Linked DNA regions of Homo sapiens: region 1 is linked to region 2. The links are chromatin loops, found by intact Hi-C in ENCODE. Cell type or tissue: B cell. All regions are shown on one strand. Links, peaks and the distances in the headings refer to the core of each region. The heading gives the core; the rest is flanking DNA. Region 1 overlaps LMTK2 (lemur tyrosine kinase 2). Region 2 overlaps LMTK2 (lemur tyrosine kinase 2).

What was found. Hi-C counts contacts between places; a loop is a spot of excess contacts. Peaks named below come from ENCODE experiments on the same cell type or tissue, not always from the same donor. Only the 100,000 strongest peaks of a DNase experiment are listed, where the experiment ranks them.
Region 1: it touches region 2 in a loop (9-fold over the local background); 4 of 110 quality-filtered maps call a loop at or near these places.

The regions. Positions count from the first base shown.
Region 1 is chr7:98,128,142-98,140,716 of GRCh38, reverse strand. It overlaps LMTK2 (lemur tyrosine kinase 2), which reads right to left. Exons shown (of 14, transcript NM_014916.4): 2 at 3,275-3,402. Among named protein-coding and RNA genes, the nearest start is that of LMTK2, 28 kb to the right of the region's middle. RefSeq lists enhancers at 7,217-7,266, 7,826-8,326. In B cell, for the core only: no CTCF peak of the experiment used is centred there; DNase peaks (open chromatin) are centred at 7,346 and 8,676; H3K4me3 peaks cover 697 bases; H3K27me3 peaks cover 659 bases.
Region 2 is chr7:98,194,592-98,207,166 of GRCh38, reverse strand. It overlaps LMTK2 (lemur tyrosine kinase 2), which reads right to left. Exons shown (of 14, transcript NM_014916.4): 12 at 3,461-3,593; 13 at 2,981-3,223; 14 at 1-1,703. The coding sequence ends at 1,675. Among named protein-coding and RNA genes, the nearest start is that of BHLHA15, 11 kb to the left of the region's middle. RefSeq lists an enhancer at 3,395-3,574. In B cell, for the core only: no CTCF peak of the experiment used is centred there; DNase peaks (open chromatin) are centred at 3,666 and 4,516; H3K4me3 peaks cover 1,357 bases; H3K27me3 peaks cover 454 bases.

The DNA.
Region 1 (12,575 bases), core at 6,278-8,777, 69 kb after region 2:
TCATTTTATTTTAAAGTTGTATATGCATTTCTAATTGAAATGTGATTTCTATCAAAATAAATGTTGAAAGACTCAGAAAAGATATTTTTAAGTGAGTTCTATTTCTCTGAAAAGAGTAACAATGGAAACATTACTAAATTAGCTAAAAAAAATCACCAGGATCTGAACCACAAAGGTCACTAAAAAAACCATGTGACGCATAAGTGTAATTAACATATAAGCACGTCTGGCTTTCTAAAGATGACAACTTTACAACTGAGGATGCAGGCAGGCAAAGTGGCTCATGCCTGTAATCCCAGCACTTTGGGAAGCTGAGGCAGGTGGATCACTTGAGCCCGAGAGCTCTAGGCCAGCCTGGGCAACATGGCAAGACCCTGTTTCTACAAATAATGATTTAAAAAAATTAGTCAGGCATGGTGGCGCAGGACTACTGGAGTAGTCCTGGCTACTCAGGAGGCTGAGGGAGGACTGCTTGAGCCTGGGAGGTCAAGGCTGGGTGATAGAGCGAGACCATCTCAAAGACAGAAAGAAGAAAGAAAAGAAAGAAAAGAAAAGAAAAGAAAAGAAAAGAAAAGAAAGAAAGAAAGAAAGAAAGAAAGAAAGAAAGAAAGAAAGAAAGAAAGAAAGAAAGAAAGAAAGTTGTGGAAACCTTTTACGTGACGTTCGGTGGGAAGCTATCGCAATTCTTCCGTCACCATTCTGGTGAACTGGTATACCTTGATATCCATGTTAATTTACCATAGACACGGCCAATTATCAAGTCATTCATCAAATCATTTGTTCAGATAATTAACATGTATTAGCCCTCCAGGCACCATAACAGAAGCTGGGAACAGATCAGTGAACAAGACTGTTCTCCACTGAACAGTCTATGAACTTTTATTTTCATTTTCTCTACCACCTCTCCTAGCCCCCATCCAATACAAGAAAGAAACTAAAAGTTACAATGGTAGATTTCTCTAACACTTGTGTTTCCATATGCGTGTGAGAAGACATTATTCTCATGTATGTTCTCCAGTGCATTAAAGGACATTATTGCTATTTGTATTGATGGAGTTGGGAGCAAGAAAAATGAGGTACCGTAACTTCAATCTGGGAGGGGATTTTTGAACAGAGGAAATCCTTCAATTTTCTTTTGGACATTCCTAAATAGGGCTCTCTCTGTAAAATGATTTTGTCCATCACTCCTACCTTAAAATAATGCCATTCAAAATTTGGCAGCAGCATGATGTACCACTAGATATACCAACAGATGATTCTAAAGATTCAGACCAGGTAATGTAGTATAAAAATAAGAAAAATGGCCAGGCCCGGTGGCTCACGCCTGTAATCCTAGTACTTTGGGAGGCAGAGGCGGGAGGATCACTTGAGCCCAGTAGTTCAAGATCAGCCTGGGCAACATGGTGAAACCCTGTCTCTACAAAAAATACAAAACTTAGCAGGGAATGATGGCGTGTGCCTGCAGTAACCTTAGCTACTCGGGAGGCTAAGGTGGGAGGATTGCTTGAGCCTGGGAGGTTGAGGCTGTAGTGAAGTGTGATCCAGCCTGGGTGACAGAGAGAGACCCTGTCTGAAAAAAGAAAAGAAGAAAAATTAGATAAGCCTGGGTCACTTTTAAAGTTTTGCTGCTGGCTATCTGGATGAATGTCGGCAAGTCACCTGTGTTACCAGACTGTAGCTTCCTGGTCTGTAAAATGACTTCCACGGACCATCAGCTCTAAAACTGCACAGCTTTAAATCTAGAGAAAGCCAATAAATCACAGATGGAAATACTCTTTACACAGTCACACAGACTCTAGAGCTGGAGAGTCCTCTAAGACACTGCGGCCCCTGCGCCAGCATCTCCGGGGGAAGCTTGGTAACAACACAGATTCCTGGCTCTCAAATGAACTCCCGCATTCAATCCTGAGATTCAAAAAGCTTTGCATGATCTAAGGCAAGAATGAGGCATCATGAAATGTGAGATGGAGACTGGATTTCAGTATCAGCAACACTGATCAGGCTTTATCTTTGTCCTGAAATGGCCAGGTTTCTGTGTAAAGTCCCACAGCAAGACTAACAAGCAAGGGACACAAACTGTCCACCGACAACTGTGCCCCTACTACTAGTGCCGTCAGCAGGCGCCATAGCAGTGTGTGTAGGGGTTCTAAGGCCTAGGGACTGATGTTGTGAGTAAAACCCTACAGGTCTGGGGCAAAATATTCTAAAGGAACTGATCTCCATTAGTGTTTTCCAACCACCCTCCTGTGTTCTCAGCCCTCTGTGTGTATACGGCCAGTGCTGACCCAAGAAAACAGCACATCTGTGTGTCTCCTCAGCGCTACTAGAAGGCTTGGGGTAAAGACAGCACACAAAAACAGCCATGAGGTTCTAAAGACCAGGGCCCCATGTCCAGGGAAAACAAGGCTTTAGCCAGAAGACGACCTTTTTTTTCCCTCAATTTGAACCACTGGACCTCCAGGCTCCTGGGCCAGCCCTGCGCGGTCAACAGGGAGTGACATTAAGGACCATTTTCTCTGCACGCCACATTCCTTCCTTCTCCCCCCCATGTATTCCTTTATAACAAGTATTTACATAGGCCGAATGCACTCCAGCAGGCATGCAGTAAGTTCTAGAGGCCTTCCTGGCTGGTTCACTGGTCCATTCCACCGTCTGCTGCTATAACCAGATCTTCTCTATTACCCTCCCTGGCCAGGACTTTACAATCTGCAGCCTCCTCCTCCCTGTTAGGGAACTTGAGGTTTCAATGATCTTCCTCTTTCACAAAACACACTGGGGGATCCCTCTGCCTCAGTAATCTCAGTGACCACAAATTCACCAGTCTACAGAAGTTTCGGGGTGGAGGGGAACAATCATCTTGCTCTTCCTCATAGCCCTTACGGACAACAGTGAATTCAATCACCACGCTTCACTCCTCACTCAGCAAGAACCTCAACTCACCACAGGCAAGTGGTTATTGTCAATGACAGAGGCGGAGCAAACTACAGCTGATGCACCAAATCCAAACCTCCTATTTGTGTAAATAAAGTTTTATTGGCACAAAGCCATGACCATTTGGTAACAGTGTCTATCCTGGCAGAGTTGAGCTGCTGTTTTAGAGACTGTATGGCCCACAATATTTACTATTCACTAAGGTAGAAAATATTTACTATTTGGCCATTAGGGGAAGAAAAAAAATCTGCTGATCCTGTTCCCAAAGGACTGTGCTATCCAGTTATTCTATTGAAAAACATATTGGAAGACCATTTTAAATGTTCCTACCCTCTGTGCTCACCTTAAAGTCTATTTCTGGGTCCTTACAGCAGGATACACAGTTTGCAATTAACACTATTAATATTATTAAACTGCACACACACAGGATCACAAAAGATGAGGAAACTTCTGCAGCAGGTGGCGCCTCCCCTGGAAAGAGAGATAAATAATATTAAAAACATGTACATTCCAAAATCAACTTTAATTAGTGAATCAATATATTTTCCTCTACATACAAATGGGTGTAAGGGTTAATAAAATAATGCTCGAGAAAAAGCTGATGATCCATCCAGGATAAGAAGCTGCTGTTTCTTTGAAATAATTTAGATTTACAGAGGAGTTACAGAGACAATACAGAGAGTTCATATACAGCCTTCACCCAGCTTCCACTAATGCTAACATCGTACATTACCACAGTATGCTGATCAAAACTAGGACAGTAACACTGGTAACAAGGCTATGAAGTGAACTTCAGGCTTTATTCGGATTTTACTGTTTTCTCCACTTTAGTCCTTTTTTCTTTTCAGACTCAATCCAAACTACCAACGTTGCATTTAATCACCACATGCCCCTCAGCTCCTCCAGTCTCTGACAGCTTCTCGTCTTTCCTCGCATTTCATAACTCTTGACACTTTTGAAGAGTGCTGGTCAGTTATTTTGTGGAATGTCTCTCAATCTGGGCCACCCAATGTCTTCTCAGGATTAGACCAAGGTTGTGGCTACCTGGGAAGGAGTTAGAGAATTCCAGTGGGGTGAACTGTCCTGCTTGCACAGCAGGGCGCATGACCTATGCCTGGTGAGGTGACTTTGATCCCATGGGCCAGGTGGCTCCCACCAGGCGTCACCAACCCACTGCAGGCCTACCTTTCCCTTCTCATACTCTATTCCTCGAAAGCAATGCTGGCCCACAGGGAACGGACGTAAGCTGTACTTCCTGGAGGGAGGAGTAGTAGAGTCTGTAGACACAGGTTAAAAACCCTCCAGTAATTAGTAATATCAGGGGAAGAAACTTTGAGGCTATGCAACTGCCTGTTTCTCCTTCAGGTCTTGCACACCAGTTTTCTGCATCTGTCAGGGCATCTTGCCTACAGCAATTACTACTGTGATGTTTGGAAGGTGATTTTCTATTTCCCTCATTTCTTCTACATTTGTTATTTGGAATTCTGTAAGGAAGATTGGTCCCCTCTCCTCCCCTTATTTATTTTATTCAGTCATGTATATACTTATGGACTCACGGATATTTATTCTCCGGGCTGTAATCCAAAGTCATCATCACTTATTTTGTGGCTCCAACGATTCCAGCCTTGTCACTGGGAGCTCTACCAAGGTGACTACTGGATCTTTTTGGCATGCCCCATCCTTCCCTTTTTCTCCAACTCTTCCTTACTTCCGGGCACGACAGGAAGCTCCAGGCTCCTCATATTTTCCCTACTCTGCTTGAGAACCAGCCATTGCTCCAAGGAGCTCTGGTCATGATAAGCAGGGAGGGAGGCGGCCTGCAGACTACAGCCTGAGGCCTGCTGTTGCGTGGGGGGCCTCCCCTGACTCTCCAGCAAAGAATGATTTCTACATCTTTAAGGGGCTGTTTAAAAAAAAAAAAGAATATGCCAAGGATACTGCCTGTGAGCCACAATGCCTAAAATATTTTACCGCCTGGCCTTTTCCCATCCCTATCTAGAGCATAAAGATTTTTACATCTTATTTTTAGCAAGTTCTTCATTATCCGGAAAACATATTATTCAACTAGGATAGTTGTGAACCTTTTCTTTGTTAGAGCAAACTATTAAAGTCTCAGCTACTGGAGTTTTACTGAGAAATAAACTTTTCCTTAAAATCCTCATCTATGGCAGGCACAGTGAGCATGCCTGTAATCCCAGCACTTTGGGAGGCCAAGGTGGGAGGATCGCTTGAGCCCAGGAGTTTGAGACCAACCTGGGCAACAAAATGAGACTCCATATCTACAAAAAATAGCAATAAAAATAAAAGTTAGCTGGGCGTGGTGACACGTGCCTGAAGTCCCAGCCACTCAGGAGCCTGAGTGGGAGGATGGCTTCAGCCCAGGAGGAGGAGGCTGCAGTGAGCTGTGAGCACATCACTGCACTCCGGTCTGGGTGACAGAGCAAGACCCTGTCTCAAAAAATAAAAATAAAAAATAAAAATAAATCCTCATCTATGGCTAATTAAGTGTTCAAATGCACCAAAAGGAAGGCAGAGAGATAAATTAATGAGGTTATTTTTTTCTTAAATGAAGCTAGGGTACTTGAAGAGAGGAAAAACTAACCCAAACTCCTAGGTGAGCAAAACACATTCTTGAATCTAAAATAAGCTTCAGTGAAGATCAGGGAAGTCTAAAATGAACTGCAAACAGAACTAAGTTCTTTTTCAATAACAAAAGGTCCCTTTGTGAAAGCAATGCTGAAACACCATTGTTACATGCGGGCTCAGTCTGTGCTTAAGAATAATACAGTTAACCAAGGGGTGTTGAGAATCTCCGAGTTCTAAATCAACAAAGTCTAAAACAGAGGAAAGCCCATACATTTAACACAGGAGGTAACTCGGTGCTTCCTCTTGAAACCAATCTGGAGGAAGTCAACTTTCAATGAGAACAAGAACTCCCTAACCACAGACACACTTGTGTCCATTTGGAAAACCTAAACTAAGTGAGGAGCTTGAGGCACTGAGAGCCAATTCTTATGAAGACCAAGAAGGATGATTTTCTTCTCTTCCTCCTTGCAGTGAGCTGTTCACTCATCCAGACAAGAAGCCTGTGCTTCCCCACTGGAATTTCTTCTTCTTTTTTTTTTTTTTCTATTGAGAGATGGGAGTCTCACTATGTTGTCCAGGCTGGTCTTGAACTCCTGTGCTCAAGTGCGCCACCCACTTCAGCCTCCCAAAGCGCTGGGATTACAGGCATGAGCCACTGCGCCAGACTGCTGGAATTATTTCTGAAGAACTGTGCTTCACTCCCGATGCACATAATAAAAATTAAATTTGACTCCTGAGGAAAGCAAAGCGCTTTCACGTACACTGTTTTTTATTGATTGTTTTTAAAGACGCATTTGGATTGTAAGGGAGAATAAAAAGAAAAAATAACACACAGTTTGTCCACTGCATCTCTGAATTTCAGGTGCATCTCACACTTCAAGTTAGCTTAACTGGCAGCATTTCTTCTTTTTAATGGTACAAAACTAAGGGTGTGACTTATCATCAACCTCATCTGACATTTGATAAAATACAGCATTATTTCATTTGGCTGTCACAATACCTCTGAGGTAATACGACCAGCTCCACGTCACAGATGAAGAAACTGATATGCCCATGAACCCAGGTGGGACAGTGGCAGGCCAGACTGAGTTTAGGTGTGCTGGGTGCAAGCTCCCTCGCTTTCCTTGAAACCCCACTGCTCTGCCTCTATGTGGTTAACCTTTAACACTTAAAAACAGCCCACTGTCCTTTGAACCCAAGTCTGTCATTAATTAGGGTAGTTTATACTTCCTCAAACTCCACATAGCTGATCTTGACTTACTTTTTCCTCTCTTGCACCCAGAGTTTTTGTTTTGTTTTTTTAAGCATCACAAACTACTTATTTATTACAGAACTGGATAAGGACTGTATGAATGCCAGCCTAATTATCTGATTCATGAAAGTGTCCTCTGTGAGTCACTAGATAGGTATGAAGAGTATAACCAGGTTAAGACCAATGAACTATGCCACGCTTTGCCCTAGCTCTCTGCTACACTTACTTCTGCTAGGGTCTGCAGGGCACCTACTCTCCCTTAGATTTCCTCAGTGTGAACCACACTTACTCAACCTCAGTATCTAACAGTCCCATTAAAACTACTGCCTCAGAAATTGACTAGGTAGCTTCAAGTAGACATTTTTAGTTACCCCTTTTTAAAACTTTAAAGTATTTTTCTTTTGATGAATCCAAAAGCACTGTGCTATAAAAAAAAACTCTATTTAGCAATGAAAAAAAAAAACTTCCATAAAATGAGGAAATCAAACATAGGCTGGAAGGTGAGATGGGTTTGCAGAAACCACAGAGAGGAAGTAAATTCTAGACTTGAGGAACCACAAATAAAATCCCTATACCGCCGTGGTCAAACTAGAAACCAGTCCCTGACACAGTTCCTGACTGCAGCTGTTAGAACCTGATAAAGAAAGGCAGCTTTAACATGCAGCCTACAGCACTGAGAAGGGCATACGTCGAGCCAGTCATCTACCAAACAACATCAAGAACAGGCATCACCATACATTTAGGCAGCTTTTCCCATCACAAATTGAGAGCAAGCACCACATGAGGTCTGGCGGAATACGTATGCTTTCCCCAAGACACTGATTAAAAAACACCCGGCATGTCTACAGCACATTCTGTGAGTTTTCATTTAATAGTTTTCAAAGCATTTTAATAGCTACCTAGAACTTGATTCAATAAGCAGAAAACTTGAGAAACTCTAAGAGGTAGGTACATATTATCTGTTTTAGAGACAGGTAATTTGGAGAATGCAATTTCTCAGTAATGACTCAAGGTAAGCCAGGAATACCACCTATTAATTCAACCATTATAACTCCAGCCCAATTATCTGATTCACGATCTCTAGAACCTCAGATGAAACTGGACCCATATGTAATTAACTAAAGAGTTGTCTGTGAAGCCATTTTGGGATTCAATTAAAAAAAAAATTAAAGGCCACAGATAAAAAGAAATGATGATCAATATTTAGATCCATTAGGGATTACAAAATGCTGGATATCCTAATGTTGTCATTCCTTGTTCAGTCACTAGTGGATATGCTTTTATAAAGAGAAATTTCCTCACATTTACTATTTGGTTACCCAGTGGTTCAAGTCATAAGGAAAAGGCAGACTAGATACTTCAATCTTTCTCTTTGCCAGTTTTTAAAAAATGAGTTGGTGGTTGGGTGCGGTGGCTCACGCCTGTAATCTCAGCACTTTGGGAGGCCAAGGTCGGGGGACCGCAAGGTCAGGAGATTGAGACCATCCTGACCAACATGGTGAAATCCCGTCTCTACTAAAATACAAAAAATTAGCCAGGCGTGGTGCCGCGCGCCTGTGGTCCCAGCTACTCGGGAGGCTGAGGCAGGGGAATTGCTTGAACCCAGGAGGCAGAGGTTGCAGTGAGCCAAAATTGCGCCACTGCACTCCAGCCTGGGCGACAGAGTGAGACTCCGTCTCAAAAAAAAAAAAGTTGGTTCACTAGCATCCTCTGGCAGTGACCAGTTCAGAGAGCTGCTGTCACTGTTTTGTGGTATCATCATGAGCTAATGGATTTAAAGCACCCACAGGCTTCCATCCGTTGTGGTTGTTCTGATTGACACTCCCATTGTCCTGTCTTTGGCAAGCAGGGCCTCTAAAGCGGTTTGCTCCCAAGCCCTCCCACAGGGTCCCGGCAGGCCTGGGTGGAGTTCTTGTTCCCTGGGTTGTTCCAGGCTCATCTTTTATAGTTTCTGTTTCAAACCTCCTATCAATCATTTCCCCAAAGAGCCCTGGTTTCTTTTAAAGTGAACTGCTAATGTAAAGACCTCGGTTCAGGAAGTAGAGCTGCTTATTCACTGCTGGTGTCACAACTACCTTAGAAAACAATGTATCACAGTTTTGTAACATTGAACTTTGGTACCCCTGTGGTCTAAGCAGCTGCTCTCTTCGGGTAATAGGGATCAGGAAACTGTGGCCACTGGGTGAAATCCTGCCCACAGTTTTTGTTTTGGTATGGCCTGAAAGCTAAGAATAATTAAGAATTCACGTTTTTAAATCGTATTTTTAATCCAAAATAACATTTTATGACACATGAAATTTATATCAATAGCTGATAACACAGAAAGACAGACATTATCTCCTGACAGAAAAACACATCACCACCTATGCAACAGTACTGCCCAAAACAAGCAAACAAAAACAATATCAAACCTGAATCTAATCAACCACCTAGATCCAAATGTCAATGTATAGGAAACATTATGAATAGCGAGACATGTGAAATACCACCACAAGAATGTAATCAGCAAAACACAGGCTGTGAAAAACACTTGGGGAGAAAAGCCTAGGAAAATGTAAAAAAGAAAGAGATGAAGAGAGGGAGAGTGGCAAACATTAAAAGACTTAAACGACCTACCCACCAATTCCAACATATGGATGTTATTTGAATCATGATTCAACCTATTTTAAAAACTATGACATTTCAGGCTATTGGAAATCTGAACACTAACTGACCATATTAAGAAAATGTAATTCATTTCTCCTTGGAGTGATAATGGTCATGTGCTTGTTTTTAAATGTAGTCCTTATCTTTTGGAGATAGTGACCTACTTAATGATGTCTGGAATTTGCTTCCAAACAGCACGAGGGCGTGGAGAAAGTGGACGGGGGCAGCATGAAGAAAGATGGGCTGCAGCTAATTCAGGCTGGGTGGAAGCTGTGTGGGAATTCATTACAGTATCTATGTCTTGCATGCTTGAAGCTTTCATTTATTAAATGAATTTAAAAGTTTAAATGGAAGAAAGCAGATATCATAATTTATAATCCATATTCTTGCCTACTCTTGATATGGCCATTAACGTGCTAGGGCTGTCATAATCAAGTATCACAAACTGGGTGACTCAAATAACCAAAATTTATTCTCTAGTTTTGGAAGCTCCAAGTCCAAGATCAAGGTGGCAGCAGGATGGGCTCCTTCTGAGGGCTGTGGTGGCAGGGTTTGTTCTAGGCCTCTCCTTGCTTCTGGCAGCTGGCTGCCTTTTCCCTAAGTCTCTTCCCATCATCTCCCCTCTACGTGTGTCTGTGTCCAAATTTCCTCTTCCTATATATAAGGACAGCAGTCACACTGGATTAGGCCCACCCTCATGACCGCATTTTCACTTGATCATCCCCGTAAAGACCCTCTCTCCAAATAAGGTCCCATTCTGAGGCACTGGGGTTAGGGTTTCCACGTATGAATTTAGGGGGAACACCATCCAACCCATCTCTAGGACAGATGCTTAAATGAAAACAAGGAAAAACAAAGAAGAGCCAAAGACCAGTAGGTGCACATATAACAGCAGCTACCTGCAAGGACAGAAACAGAGTGGCTGGGGGACAGAGTGTGCTATATCCTTTCCTATTTGTTGGTATAGCACAAAGGTGCTATATCCTTTCCTATTTGATGAATTTTGTACCCCCAGCTTCTCGCCATCTTTAACCTAATGGCAAAATTCCTTCATAAGGCTTCAGCATCCAACGTTGCCTGGCTACTTCTGACCTCCCAGCCCCGACTCCATCACTCCCCGCCAGCTCTCTACTATGAGCTATGATGACCCTCTCTCCATCCTTCCAGATGGATCTTCTGCCAATTCATTCTCATATCTTCCACCACCCAGAGACGCTAACATGACATGCTCCCCTGCCCCCACCATTCATTCATCCCTGCCCATCAGAGCTCAACTCAGAAACCATCCTTGAGGCCCGCGGTTGGAGTCCCTGCCTGTGCACCCCCAATTACCGTGCATCGGCCCATGGAATCTGTCACTCCATGTTGCAAATGCCCATATGCCTTCCCCACTAGGCTGCAAGCTGAATGGGGTCACGGGCCAGGCTTGTATAATCCACCAATGACTCCCCAGAGCCTAGCCCAGCGCCTAGCATTCAGGTAGAAGTCGGGGTAAGAAAAAGGGAAAAAAGTTAGAGAGCGATGAAGGGGCATGAGCAAGCGAGGGAAAATAAGCAAGCAAGGGAACGAAACAGGAAAAACAACAACAACAGAAAGAAACCATAACCAACCTACCGGATCACAGAATAAACTTACGAGCTAGGCACAGTGGCTCACGCCTGTAATCCCAGTGCTTTGGGAGGCTGAGGTAGGAGGATCACTTGAGCCCAGGAGTTCAAGACCAGCATGGGCAACATAGTGAGACATCATCTCTACAAAAAGTGTGAAAAATCAGCCAGGTACGGTGACACACACCTGTAGTCCCAGCTACTTGGGAGGCTCACCTGAGCACAGGAGGTCAAGGCTGAAGTAAGCTACGATCACACCACTGCACTCCAGCCTGGACAACAAAGTAAGACCCTATCACAAAACAAAACAAAACAAAACAAAACAAAACAAAACAAAACTGAATAAACTTATGGGCCAGGTACGGCGGCTCATGCCTGTAATCCCAGTGCTTGAGCTCAGGAGTTCAAAACCAGCCTGGGTCTCTACAAAAAAATACAAAAACTTAGCCGGGCGTGGTGGCATGAGCCTGTAGTCCCAGCTACTCGAGAGGCTGAGGTGGGAGGATGGCTTGAGCCCAGGATGTTAAGGCTGCAGTGGTGTGCGATCGTGCCACTGCACTACAGCCTGGGTGACAGCCTGGGTGACACAGTGAGACTGTCTCAAAAATAATAATAATAAACTTACGTTTTCAGGGTCAAACAAATAAGATTATAAGAGAAGCATCCTTCAACAATTTTACACTCTTACTCGGGACATTTTCCCACTGTTGACATACACTGTATTGGAGTGGTGAGATGCTTACTCCCCAGGGCCCCAAGAACTCCCACAAACATGTACCCATTTTGCTTCAGCTGCCTAACTAAGGTGTTTTATTAAGAAATACATTATCTCAAAAAGTGGATTTCCTCCAATTTATGTTCTCCCTCAAAAACAGGTGTTTACCCACACGCACCATGTTCTCGCACAGCCTCATCTTACTGGAGGCCATCAGTGCATTCTACTCAGTGCAGGCAAAGCGAGAATCCAAAGGCAGCCTCTTCCCCAGGGAGCCCCTGGAGCACAGGACTCAGAAGAAAGCCCCACACACGGGCAGAGCCACAGCCCTCGGACCTCTATGCCAACGTGTGTTTAGGAACAAAACAGGAATCTTAATTGGTGCCATCTAAGATGTGATTTAAATTTGTTTTAGTCTGAACACTGCGCGTATCAGTTTGCTAGGGCTGCTAAAACAAAATACTACAGGCTGGGGGTTTCAACAGCAGAACTTGACTTTCTCACAGTCCTAGAGGACTAGGTGTCGGCAGGGCTGGTTTCTCCTGAGGCCTCTCTCCTTGGCCTGTGGACAGCAGCCTTCTCCCTGCATTCTCAAAGGGGCTTTCTTCCGTGTGCATCCCTGGTGTCTCTGTGTGTGTCTAAAGTTCCCCATTTTACAAGGACAACAGTGAGAATGGACTACGGCCCGCCCTCAGGACTCACCTGTTTAAAAGGCCTATCTCCAAATACAGTTATAGTTTGAGGTACATGGAGGGGTAAAACTCAGCCCCTAGCACTGTGTCAATTTACTAATCTTTTCACCTTTTTAATTATTTATTTACTTATTTATTTATTTAGA
Region 2 (12,575 bases), core at 3,546-6,045:
GGACTGCAGGCCCAAGGACCCCCGAAGGAACGGCTGCCTCCCCAGCACAGCACAGCCGCGCTGCACCAGCCACCGAGGACTTCCTTATGTCAGAGCAGAACTCAGGGAGGGAGGTGTGAGGTCGCCCATGACCACAGGGGCTCGTGACGATGTGACGAAGCTACACTGGGAGCACTCGGGCCCTTTCAAAGCCAGAAGAGAACCTGGGGCTTAATGCAGAACGGAGGGTCCGTGAGATGAGTCCCGGGCCATGCAGGACCACCCAAGGCCCCGACCCGAACTATGTGTCGGCTGCTGATGCTCTGCCGTCGGCCGTCGTCCCTTGTCCATCCCCCTTCACAGCTGCAGGATGTGGTGTTATCTCATCCCACATGGATAACCACAGACTGGCCAGGCCCAGCTGGACGTGACGTGGAGTGGCTCGGAGGAGAAGATTCGGCTGTGGAGGTTTTTTTAAAGCTCAAGTCCCCACCACCTGAAGTGTGCACACATCATCAAGTCGAACGGTCCCCCACGGCTGGTATGCTCTGCGGAGATGAGTCTGCCTGAGTTCCCCGGCTTCTTGAAGGAAGGACTGACAGGAACACGGAAGCTTCCCAGCAGCCTGGCCTCCGAAAACCAGGCAGAAGAGCTGCGCGGAGGGAAGCGGTGCGGTGCCCCGTGCAGGGTGCAGCTCTCTGGACCTGCCACGCCAGCACGTCCCCAGGGATGGGCCGGGTCCATCTGAGGTCTGCGGCCACAACCTGTTGGTTTTTACCAAAAGGGCTTTAAAAAATGGGATGTGGGGTGGGAGAATGACAAGGAGAGGCTGCAAGACCTCTCAGCTCCTCAGAGAGAAGCCTCATTTGCTGCGGCAAAGCCGCTTCATCAAGAAGAGACAAAAATGCATTCAAGTCCATCAACAAAACAGTGGTATTTTGGACTCAATGAAAATATTTCCTATATGAACATAAAACACTAACATTCAGAATCATTTATCATTTATGAAAGAGTACCATATGTACAATCCCAACAATCCTAGACACAGTAGAACACTCAAAATATTTAAGCTTCACAAGTACCATGCAGCGCAAACTATAAAACAGAAAAAAAATCAAACTAGTGGCTAGCATCGGCTTGACCTGCCTCATTCCCCTCGAATAACTGAAGATCCTGTACAACAATGGAGACTCTCGGAACATTTATCCACAGTGCAATTACAGAAAGCAGTTCGTGATTTCTCTAGAAATAATAAATATGGCTCACTGGTGACCATTCCCCTCACGTGTCCTCTGTGGTGCCCACACGTGCGCCGGGATGTGCAGGCGTGGACGCAGAGACGCCCCTGTGGAAAGCACACATGCGGTGCACACAGCTCCACACGCGCGCGCACATGGAGGCTGTGCCCCTGCCTCCCCCGACGGCCAGCGCATGAGCACTGCCTGGGAGGCCGCGGCCGCGGGTGCACGGGGCACTGAGGGACGCCGGCTCCTGGACACGGCCTCGCTCTGCACCTGGGCTCCCGAGGGCCCCGCCTTGAACGCAGCTAAGAGCCGTCTCCCTCTTCACCTCTGGATTCTTCCTCCCAATCTCATGTCAGCAAATGGCGAGTGGATGTCGCTGCTCGGGCTGAGGGCGCAGGGGCGCCGCTCCAGGGGAGCAGCCTCGGACCCGAGCGTGCGCGTTGGCAGCCACCTAGTCCTTTTCTCCGTCTTCGCTGCTTCCTGTTGAGGAGAGAGGAAGCGAGACGACAAAGCTGGGTTTTTAAAATGATCAGACAGGCATGGCGTGGATGGCATGTGCGCTGCACCACAGGAACGGAAGCGGGTGTTTTGAGCCCAGCACCGCCTGAGCCGCCCTTCCTGTCCTTTCCTTCGGAAGCAGCCCCTGCCTGACTCTCCCACATCTGCTAGGCTCAAATGCCCGCTGGGCGCTAAGGGTCAGGGTGCAGAAGAAGTCAGCTGGGATCCACACATCTGCCCCGACAGACTGGCAGATAGCAGGTGTTATCTAATCGGCACAAATGAAGCCTAGCGCCGAGGGAAATAAAGCCTCTTTGTATTCCATATTTATTATTTGATCTGTAAACTTCCAATCAAAAAATGAGCCTATTAACCTTTATCTTTCAATCTAGTGACGGGGAAAGAAGGCTCCCTATGTTCAGATACCTCGACTTCAAATGGCCCCTGCCCATTCACCCCACCCCGCCCTCGGGAGCCACACCAGGACCAAGACTCAGCAGCAAAACCAACATTCCAGGGGCAGCACCAGAGGGCATGTGGGCTGGTCCCAAGTCCAGGGGTCAAGTGCTCTTACGAGCCTGCTGAAGAGCAGGTTCTCTCTGGGAAAGGAGGAGACAGAGTGCGGAGGAGGGACTATGCAGCCACAGGAGAAAAAGAGGAGATGGCGCGCAGCCTGGGCGTTCCTGGGACCCAGAGCCCCTCTGCCTCAGCCTGGCCCCACAGGGTGGCCGGTAACGAGCCTGAGAGTGACCACAACAGGCAGGGGGCATGGCCCCGAGAGCACACTCAGGATGCTGGCAGTTTTATTTATTTATTTTAGAGGCAGGGTCTTGCTCTGTCACCCATGCTGGAGGGCAGTGGCACAATCATAGGTCACTGTAGCCTTGAACTCCTGGGCTCAAGCATTCCTCCCACCTCAGCCTCCTGAGTAGCTGAAGTGCAGGTGCACACCACCACATCCAGCTAATTTTTTAGTTTTTATTTTTTTTAGAGATGGGGTCTCACTATGTTGCCCAGGCTGGTCTCACACTCCCAGGCTCAACTGATCCTCCCACCTCAGCCTCCTGAGTAGCTGGGATTACAGGCAGGAGTCACTGCACCCAGCTGATGATGGGAGTTTTATAAAAACAAGTTTGTAATCTACTCAGCAAATGTGAAGAAGACATGAGATTATCAGGCCTGCAAAACCACCATCTCCCAGCTGCAGCGCCCCACCCCCGACCCTGCACTCCCAATCCCCAGCACGCAGCGCCTCTCACCGCCCTGCTCGATGTCCGAGTCGGTCAGGTGTGTGAGGGAAAAGCTGGCAATGTTGGCGGGAGAGATGGAGAACCGGGAGTAAGGCGCCGAGTGCGGCCAGCTCTGCTCCGTGCTCCGGGCCGGTGGCGGCGGAGAAAAGTACTTGGATGTTTGGAGAGAAGGCTTGGAGCTGAGCAGGTTACTTGTTGTCTTTGACATAAAAGGATCTGGGGAGAAGTCATCATCCCACTCAAAGCCACCACCTAGAAATAAAAAATAAAACCCCACCCTTTTTATCACTGCGTGATGAGGGAGAGGGGGAGCCTCTGGGCAGGTGCGCCCTGCAGGTCGGAAGACACAGCCCGGCCCGGCTGGCAGATGGCAGTTCTGTGCCCATGTCAGGGGGCGTCATTAAAGCAACATGGGAAGTTACCCTCAAAAAACCTTTACATTACTCAATTTTTCAGTTTCCTTTAAAACTAGACAATGACGTGAAATACCTTCTTCGTCGGTGGAGCTTTCGGAGTTGATGCACCTGCTCAGGTAGGGAGAGCCTGAGGCTGGGGCTGGGCCGCTCAGGTCCGGGCCGCACGCCTCTCCTCCACAGGGCCCCAGCTCTTTGGTTGGGGTCTCCTGAAAAGTCAAACAGAAACTCCTGTCAGCAAAGGCCTGCTCACGGGAACCCCCCGTGTGACCGCTTCCCCACTGGCAGGCGCATCAGACTCATCGACTGAGAAGTAAGCGTCTCAAGACAAGGGCGGCTCCAGGCCTGGGAGGACGGACAGACACTAGGCCCTGTCTCTCCCTCTGCCTGCAGCTCTGACCTCGGCAGAGGCATGAAGCAGCCCTCTGAGGCTGCAGAGAAGCGCAGAGCAGCAGGCAGGCGGGCACGAGCGGCAGTGCTCAAGGTGCCACCCACCAGCAACAAGTGTGTCGGCTTCTCCTCCACAATCCCCCGCCTGGACTCAGGTCAGCCCGGAATCCAAAGTGGGCACTGCCCTGGACACAGTGCTCCAGGAGAAGCCCTTGGTTCTGGCTTCGGAGCAGGAAGGGGGTCTTCTGATGCTCAGAAAGAGAAGGGGGAATTCCAGCTTTCTTCTTTTCTCTGTTCTCTTGCTCTCCAGTCTCAAGCAATCCTGGGGCAACAGCTGCCTATAATCCTGAGGGCCATGAAGCCTCCTCTCCACTGGAGGACTGTGATCACGAGCGGGAGGGGACCCTCGCTGAGTTTTTTTCCCTTCTGTCCTCCCACTGCTTGGCTCCAGATGCGCGTGCGATTGCAGGAAGTATGGCACATCGTGTAACTAAAGCCTCAACTTTCTAGCTAGGGGACCAGAAAGCAGAGGCCCAAAGAACTGCAAGTATCAGGGACATCACAGAAGAGGGAGGAGCTCAAAAAGGTGACCCGATGAAGTTGCTGGGGGGCTCCTGGGCTGTGTGTGGTAGATCTGACTCTGAACACACCCAAGCTTTGAAAATGAACCTCAGGGGAGACCGGGGTGGGGTGCGGGGCACACACGTGGGGCAGGTTCAAACAGCACAGCGAAGGCTTTGAAAGGGGAACTGGGAGCTGACACTGAAACCACAACCCACAGAAGGCTGCTTGGAGCTTGTGGCCTGCACCCACCGGGTCAAGGCCTGCTAAGGTAAAAGTATCAACATGATTCACAGCATTTACACATGGCACAGACTGCCTAACATGATAGGAGGATCCAAAAGCTAAAATTACTTCACATACAAAAACCAGGAACACCTCAATTTACCTGGGAAAAGACAATCAACAGGTGCCAGTGTCACCGTACCACAGATGTTGGAATTATCTGAAAAAGGACTATTATAAAAATGCTCCTACAACTAAGGGGAAACACTCTTACCATGAACAGAAATAGGGAAAATCTTAGCAAAGGAACAGATGATAAGAAGAATGACAAAAAGCAAAACTCAGAAAAGAAAAGTATAATAACCAAAATCTAGCAATTCAATGGATGGGCTCAACAGCATAATGGAGATGACGAAGGAAATCATCAGGGACCTTGAAGACAGAGCAACAGAAATCACCCAATCCAAACAAGAGCAAGAAAAAAAAAACCTGGAGGAAGAAAGGACCAGAGCCTCAGAACCTATGAGAGAATACACAGGGTCTAACCCTGGAGTCCCAGGAAGAGAGGAGACAGGGCGTGGGGCAGAAAAAGTACTAGAAGAAAAGAATGCCTGAAAACTTCTTAAATTTGGTGAAAGATACAAAACTACAGATTTAAGTTTAGCAAAACAAAAACGGGATAAATACAAAGAAATTGGGCCAGGTGGGGTGGCTCACAACTGTGATCCCAGCACTTTGGGTGGCTGAAGCAGGAGGATCCCTTGAGGCCAGGAGTTCAAAACCAGCCTGGGCAACACAGTGAGATGCTGTCTCTACAAACAATTTAAAAATTAGCTAGGCGTGGTGGTGCACGCCTGTAGCCCCAGCTACTCAGGAGGCTGAGGAGGGAGGATCACTGGAGCCCAGGAGTTCAAGGGTGCAGTGACCTATGATCGTGCCACTGTACTCCAGCTAGTGACAGAGCAAGACTCTGTCTCAAACAAAACAAAACAAAACAAAACAAAACACACACACGAAGAAATCCACCCTCAGATGCACCATAATCAAACTGCTGAAAGCTAAAGACAAAGATTTGAAAGCAGCCAGGGATAAAACATGTATTACAGCTTGAGCATCCCAAATCGGAAAACCAAAAATCCAAAATGCTCCAAAATCCAAAACCTTTTGAGCGCTGACATGACGCCCAAAGTGTTCACTGGAGCACTTGGGATTTCAAATTTTCAGATTTGGGATGCTGAACTGGTGAGTATAATGCAAATATTCCAAAATCTGAAAAAATCAGAAATTTAAAATGCTTCTGGTCCTAAGCATTTCAGATAAGGGACGCTCCACTTGTACTTCTAGGAGAAGAATGATCTGAGTGACTGCAAATTTCTCATGAGAGACCGTGGAGGGTGGAAGGAAGGGATACATTTTTAAAATGCTGAAAGAAAACAATTATCAACACAGAATTCTACACTCAGAGAAAACAGGCTTCAGGAATGAGTGTGAAATAGTCTTAGATGGAAAAAAAAACTAAGAGAATTTATTTAAAAATAAAAGGAATCCTGCAAAAAAATGGGTTTTTAAAAAAAAGAGAGAAAAGAAAAGCTAGTTAAATTTCTTTAATTAGAAGGGAAAGGGTTCCAGAAGGAAACCTAGAACATCAATAATGAAAAAGAACAGAAGGACAGGAGGCCCTCCAGATCAGAGAGTTCCACATCCTCAGAGTCAACCAACCAGGACAGAAAACATTCAGAAACAACCACAAATAAGAAATAACAGTATAACAACAACAACAACAACAACAAAATAAATAATACAGTATAACAACTATTTTCATAGCATTTACAGTGTATGAGGCATTATAAGTAATCTAGAGATGACTGAAAGTCTGCAGGAGGATGTGTGTAGGTTATATGCAAATATGATGCCATTTCATATAAAGCACTTGGGCAGCCTCTAATTATGGTATCCAAATTATGGAACCACCACTTCTTGGAAACCAAGGGACAACTCCAGAAACGATCTGAACAGAGATCAGTGACAAGACCACCCGTGCATAACCACACCTGTGCATACTAAGTCCTGTGGTTAGCCTTGCGGAACCCACATATACAAAAAGTCAGCCCTCCGTATCTATACACAGGTTCTACATCCCGAGAATACTGTGCTTTCGATCTGTTTTGGGTTGAAAAGAAGCCATGTTATAAGTACACTCACACAGTTCAAACCCATGTTGCTCCAGGGCCAACTGTATAATACTATTCATTTCCTCTTGAGTTTCTTAGAATGTGTTTGATGACAGAAAGTCAAATGTGTTGCACTGTCTGAGGAGTTATCAGTGTACATGTATGCAACATAGAAGAGCATGTCAAGAAGGGGACGGAGGGCAAAAGGCCTAAGTGACAGTAGGGTTTCCACATTCCATCTGAAATATGCAAATACAGATTCTAAGTAGATTGTGAGAAGTTTAATACATACATTGTAACCCCCAGAACAACCACTACAAAAACTACGCAAAGAGAACAGTGTAAAAAAAAAGAAAAAGAAAAATGTAATACTAAAAATGTTCAATTTATTAAAAAGAGGAAGAATAGAAATAAAAATAGAACAAATAAAATGGTATACGTAAATCCAAAATATCAATAATTTTATTAAAGGTAAATGATCTAAACATACCATTAAAAGGCAGATTTTTCAGAACAGAGTTTTAAAAACCCCATCTAACTATAAGATCTGCAAGAAACTCATGTCAAATATAATGATACAGGTAGATTAAAAGTAAAAGGATGCAAAAGATACACCACGCAAACATTAACCAAAACAACGTGGCCAGGAGCGGTGGCTCACGCCTGTAATCCCAACACTTTCGAAGACCGAGGCGGGCGGATTGCTTGAGCTCAGGAGTTCGAGACCAGCCTGGCCAACATGGTGAAACCCCATCTCTACAAAAAATACAAAAATTAGCTGTGTGTGGTGGTGTGCACCCGTAGTCCCAGTTACTTGTGGGGCTGAGGCAGGAGGACTGCTTGAGCCCAGGAGCTCAAGGCTGCAGTGAGCCAAAATCATACCACTGCACTCCAGCCTGGGTGACAAAGTGAGACTGTCTCCGAAAAAAGAAAGAAAGCTGGAGCAGCTCTATGAATATAAGGCAAAGGAATACAGAAGGACATTACGAAAGGATAAAAAGGTCAATTCAGCAAGAAGACATCATCATCCTCAATGTATATGCATCAACAGAGCTGCAAAATACAGGAAGCGAAAATAAACAGAAATGAAAAGAGAAATAGACAAATCTAAAAATCACAGCTGGAGACTTCAACAACCTCTCTCTGAGTAATAGAACAAGTATGCAGAAAAATCGGCAATGACAGAGAAGAACTAATACCATCAACAAATTAAATCTGACATTTATAGAACGATCCACCCACCAAAACCAAAATACACACTCTTTCAGGTATACATGGAATAATTCACCAAGAAAGACCATATCCTGGCTCTAAGATAAACCTTAACAAATTTAAAAGCATTGAAACCATATTAAATATGTTCTCTGCCCATAATGGAATTAGACTAAAATTTAATAACAAAAAGATACAATAAAATCTCCAACTCTTGGAAATTAAACAATATACTTATTAAACTATATTAACCAATTATTAGTAATTATTAATTATAACTAATATATTAAACTATACTTGTTAATCTATGCTCCCAAGAGGAAGTCTTACAAAAAACTTTTTGATCTGAATGAAAACGAAAACTCACACATTAAAATTTGCTGGGTGCAGCTAAAGTAGTACATAAAGGGAAATTTATAGCATTAAATTATTAGAAAAGAAGAGGCCAGGTGCAGTGGCTCACGTCTATAATCCCAGCACTTCGGGAAGCCAAGGCAGGCAGATTCACCTGAGCTCAGGAATTCGAGACCAGCCTGGGCAACATGACGAAACAAAAAATACAAAAATTAGCCAGGCACGGTGGTGGGCGCCTGTGGTCCCAGCTACTTCAGGAGGCTGAGGCAGGAGAATCCCTTGAGCCTGGGAGGTGGAGGCTGCAGTGAGCAGAGATCGCACTACTGCACTACTACAGCCTGGGCGACAGAGCGAGACCCAGTCTCAAAAAAAGAGAAAAGAGGCCAGGCGCGGTAGCTCAGGCCTGTAATCCCAGCACTCTGGGAGGCCGAGGTGGGCAGATCATGAGGTCAAGAGATTGAGACCATCCTGGCCAACATGGTGAAACCTCGTCTCTACTAAAAATACAAAAATTAGCCAAGCGCGGTGGCACACGCCTGTAATCCCAGCTATTGAGGAGGTGGAGGCAGGAGAATTGCTTGAACGCGGGAGGCGGAGGTTGCAGTGAGCCGATATCACGCCACTGCCCTCCAACCTGGCGACAGAGTGAGACGTCTCAAAAAAAAAAAAAAAGGAGAAAAGAAGTAAGGTCTCGAATTCTAAGCTTTTCTAGAAAAAGCAAAATAAATTCAAAGCAAGGAGAAGGAAGGAAATAATAAAGACAAAGCAGAAATCAACGAAAGAGAAAAGAAAAAAAAATCCATGAAAACAAAAGCAATTTTTTGGAAAGATCAACAAATCTACATAATCTCTTCCAAACACTATCAGAGAAGGAAATACTTCCCAACTCATTTTATGAGACCAGCATTAATTACTCTGATAACAAAACCAAAGACAGTGCCAGCAAACAAACAAAACCCAAACCAACCAAAAAAACCTAGGTGGAGCCCTGAATGTTTATTCCTCAAAGCTGGAGAGCAGGAGCCTCTCAGACAGGGTCTCACTCTGCCATCCCGGCTGCAGTGCAGTGACACAATCATAGCTCACTGCACTCTCAAACTCCTGGGTTTAAGCGATCCTCCTGCCTCAGCCTCCTGAGCAGGTGAGACTATAGGTGCGGGCCACCACAACTGGCCAATTTTTTAAAAATCGGTTCTTATTATGCTGCCTAGACCAGTCTCACCTCCTGGCCTTAAGCGATCCTCCTGCCTCAGCTTTCCAAAATGTTAGGATTATGGGAATGAGCTACTGTGCCCAGCCTTCAGTGCTTGTTTACAGTATGACGGATCAGGCTGGAGGGAACCCTGTCGCACTAATTGCAAGTAAGCATCATTACCCGCTACTTTTGTCTCAAGAACACTGTGCACTGAGGAAGGACATCGCAAGTGCTAAAAGTCGAATGCGATGCCAGGCTGCAGATTGTAAAGGTGCATGCAAGAGGTGGCAGGGCTCAGTGGTGAAAAGTTCTGTGCTCGGTCCAGGAGACTTGGGTCAAGCCCTAGCACTGCTACTCACTGGGGCCAGACCCTGTGCAAAGTTTACCTACTCTGAGCCTCAGGGTCCTCTCCATGAAGATGGTGACAACCACCCCCACATGGGGAAGCAAAACAAGACTCAATGTATAATAAAGGTGCTGGCACCCACAGACTGTTCACCAGCCTTTACTACTTTACACGGTAAGTGCTGGTTAAGTATTTGCTGAACTGACAAATAGTAATATAACCAAGAAACAATTGCTGCCCAATCCCATGAACACTCAGTTAAAAGTTTGGAGCCAAGATACTTCAACTGCTTAAAAACTACACAACTTCAAAACCAGCTCATTAAAAAAGAAAGCAGGAGTGGGAGGAAACCCTCAGTCCTCGGCCTGAACGCTTGGTGGCTGTCGCTTCAAGGCATGCTGCATGAGACGCATAAGCAAACGAATTTCAGATCATCAGAAAGATCTTCCTCATTTTCTTCTGGCCCTGACCCACCTTCCGACTTTCTCCTTGACACTAACTTCCTTGTCAAAGCCTCGCGTCCATTAAGCATGTCTGGTATTTGATCTCTGTACCTTCCATCCCATAACTAGAGTGCCCTTGTCACAGATCTTCATCTTTTGCAATTCTGTCTTCTAAAGTCAGAAAAACATAACATCCTCCACAAAGACTTGTGCAAGGGGCCCATACTCTGCGGCCCCAGGGAGTTTTCTCCACAGGCTGCTTCCACTGGGACTGCGTCCCTCTCACTACTCCAGCTACCCCCAGGCTTTCAGGAAGTGGGGACAGCGTGCTCCCTAGCTCCTAACCGCACTGCTCACCGAGCACAGTTGACAGTTCCGTCCCACCTATACATTACCCCATCCATGGAGAAATGCAGCGATAATCCAAGTTCACAGAGACGGTGGAGAAAGGGCTATGTGGATGCATTGAAAACAAAACACAAACCCGAGGGGCCAGGTGATCCCTTCTCCCTTCCACTCTTACTAGAAAACGGCAGCGTGTTTTCTCAGGCTCCCTGAGCTCAGAGGCTCCTGAGTTCGAGATCTGCCTAGGAACCACCTGGGGAATGAAAAGAGAAAGACGGCCTCCTGGCCCCTCGCAGAATCAGGTTCAAGAGGTCAGGCTGAGCTCAGGAGGCTGCTTTTTTTTTTTTTTTTCTGAGACAGGTCTCACTCTGTCACCCAGGCTGGAGTGCAGTGGTGCAATCTTGGCTCACTGCAACCTCTGCCTCCCAGGTTCAAGCAATTCTCATGCCTCAGCCTCCCAAGTAGCTGGGCCTGCAGTCTTGCCTACCGTGACTGGCTAATTTTTATATTTTTAGTAGAGATGGGGTTTCGCCATGTTGCCCAGGCTGGTCTTGAATTCCCGACGTCAGGTGATCCGCCCACCTTGGCCTCCCAAAGTGCTGGGATTACAGGCATAAGCCACCGCGCCTGGCCTTACTTTTCATTTTTTAAACATCCACTTCCCCGCCATATATGCTATAGCTCAAATGCGGGTGATTTAACGATTTTTAAAGAAACATCATAAAAACCAAAGTGAACAGAACACAGAGGAACAAGGCATAAAGTGACGTTCAACAGACGCAGCTCCTGGGGGAGGAGGTGGAACAGTGCTTGGACCCGCCATAGCCACGGACCCATGAGGGATGGTGCCACGCAGGGGCTGAGACCAAGGTCTGGGTTCCCAGAATGGAGCAAAAGGGAGGGCAAGCAATGTGAAGGAGACGGCGAGGACTCCTGCGCCTTCTAGAAGGTGAGGGGACCCCATTTTCATGTCCCACCACTGAGCTCTCCCAACAATCCAGCTGATGCAAGCAGCAAATTCAAGGGCTACAAAGACTAGTATGAAAAGAACTTTTTTTTTTTTTTTAAAGCATGCTTGAATTATCCGCTGTTACATTTTTAAAGGAGCCTAAATCCATGCCCACTCAGCAGTGCACACTAAGCTGCCTGCTCCAAAGCAGGGAAAGAGGACAGGTCAGGGGACAGAGCAGAAGGACCACAGACGCTCCTGCTGTGTGTCACACCCTCCAGACACCCACCGCAGGGCTTCTGGTTGGCCCCTCTCCTGAGCTGTCTCCAGGGCTGCACGCCAGCCATGGTTCCAGGCTTGTACCCAAGTGGTGGGTCCTACTGCCAATTGTCAGGCTCTAAAAATTGGAGGCCAAGCGCAGTGGCTCATGCCTGTAATCCCAAAACTTTGAGAGGCTGAGGTGGGAGGATGGCTTGAGCCCAGGAGTTTGAGAGCAGCCTAGGCAACATAGCAAGACCGTGTGTCTACAAAAATTAAAAACAAAACAAAACAAAAAAAACACCAAAACCTTAGCCAGCCATGGTGGCATGAACCTGTGGGCCCAGCTATTATGGAAGGTGGGAGGATCACTTGAGCCCAGGAGTTCAAGGCTGCAGTGAGCTGCAACTGTACCACTGCATTCCAGCCTGGGCCACAGAGCAAGGCTGTCTCAAAAGAAAAATAAAAAAGTAAAACAGTAAAAATTTGGTGTGTAAAGGGTGACTAATTCAGGAAGACTCCATTAGAAGACCCAGGAAGAGCATTCGGGTCTCTTTCTCTTAATTTAATACGAACTCCCTGAGCAAATGACATTTCTGCATATTCTTAGAACTCTAACCAACCCCAAATTACTTTTTGTGAGTAATCACAATCTGCTGCCTCAAAATGGCAACTAGAAAACAGACCACACTCAATTTCCTAGCACATTTTGGAATCCTTATATGGATGTGTATAGAAAATG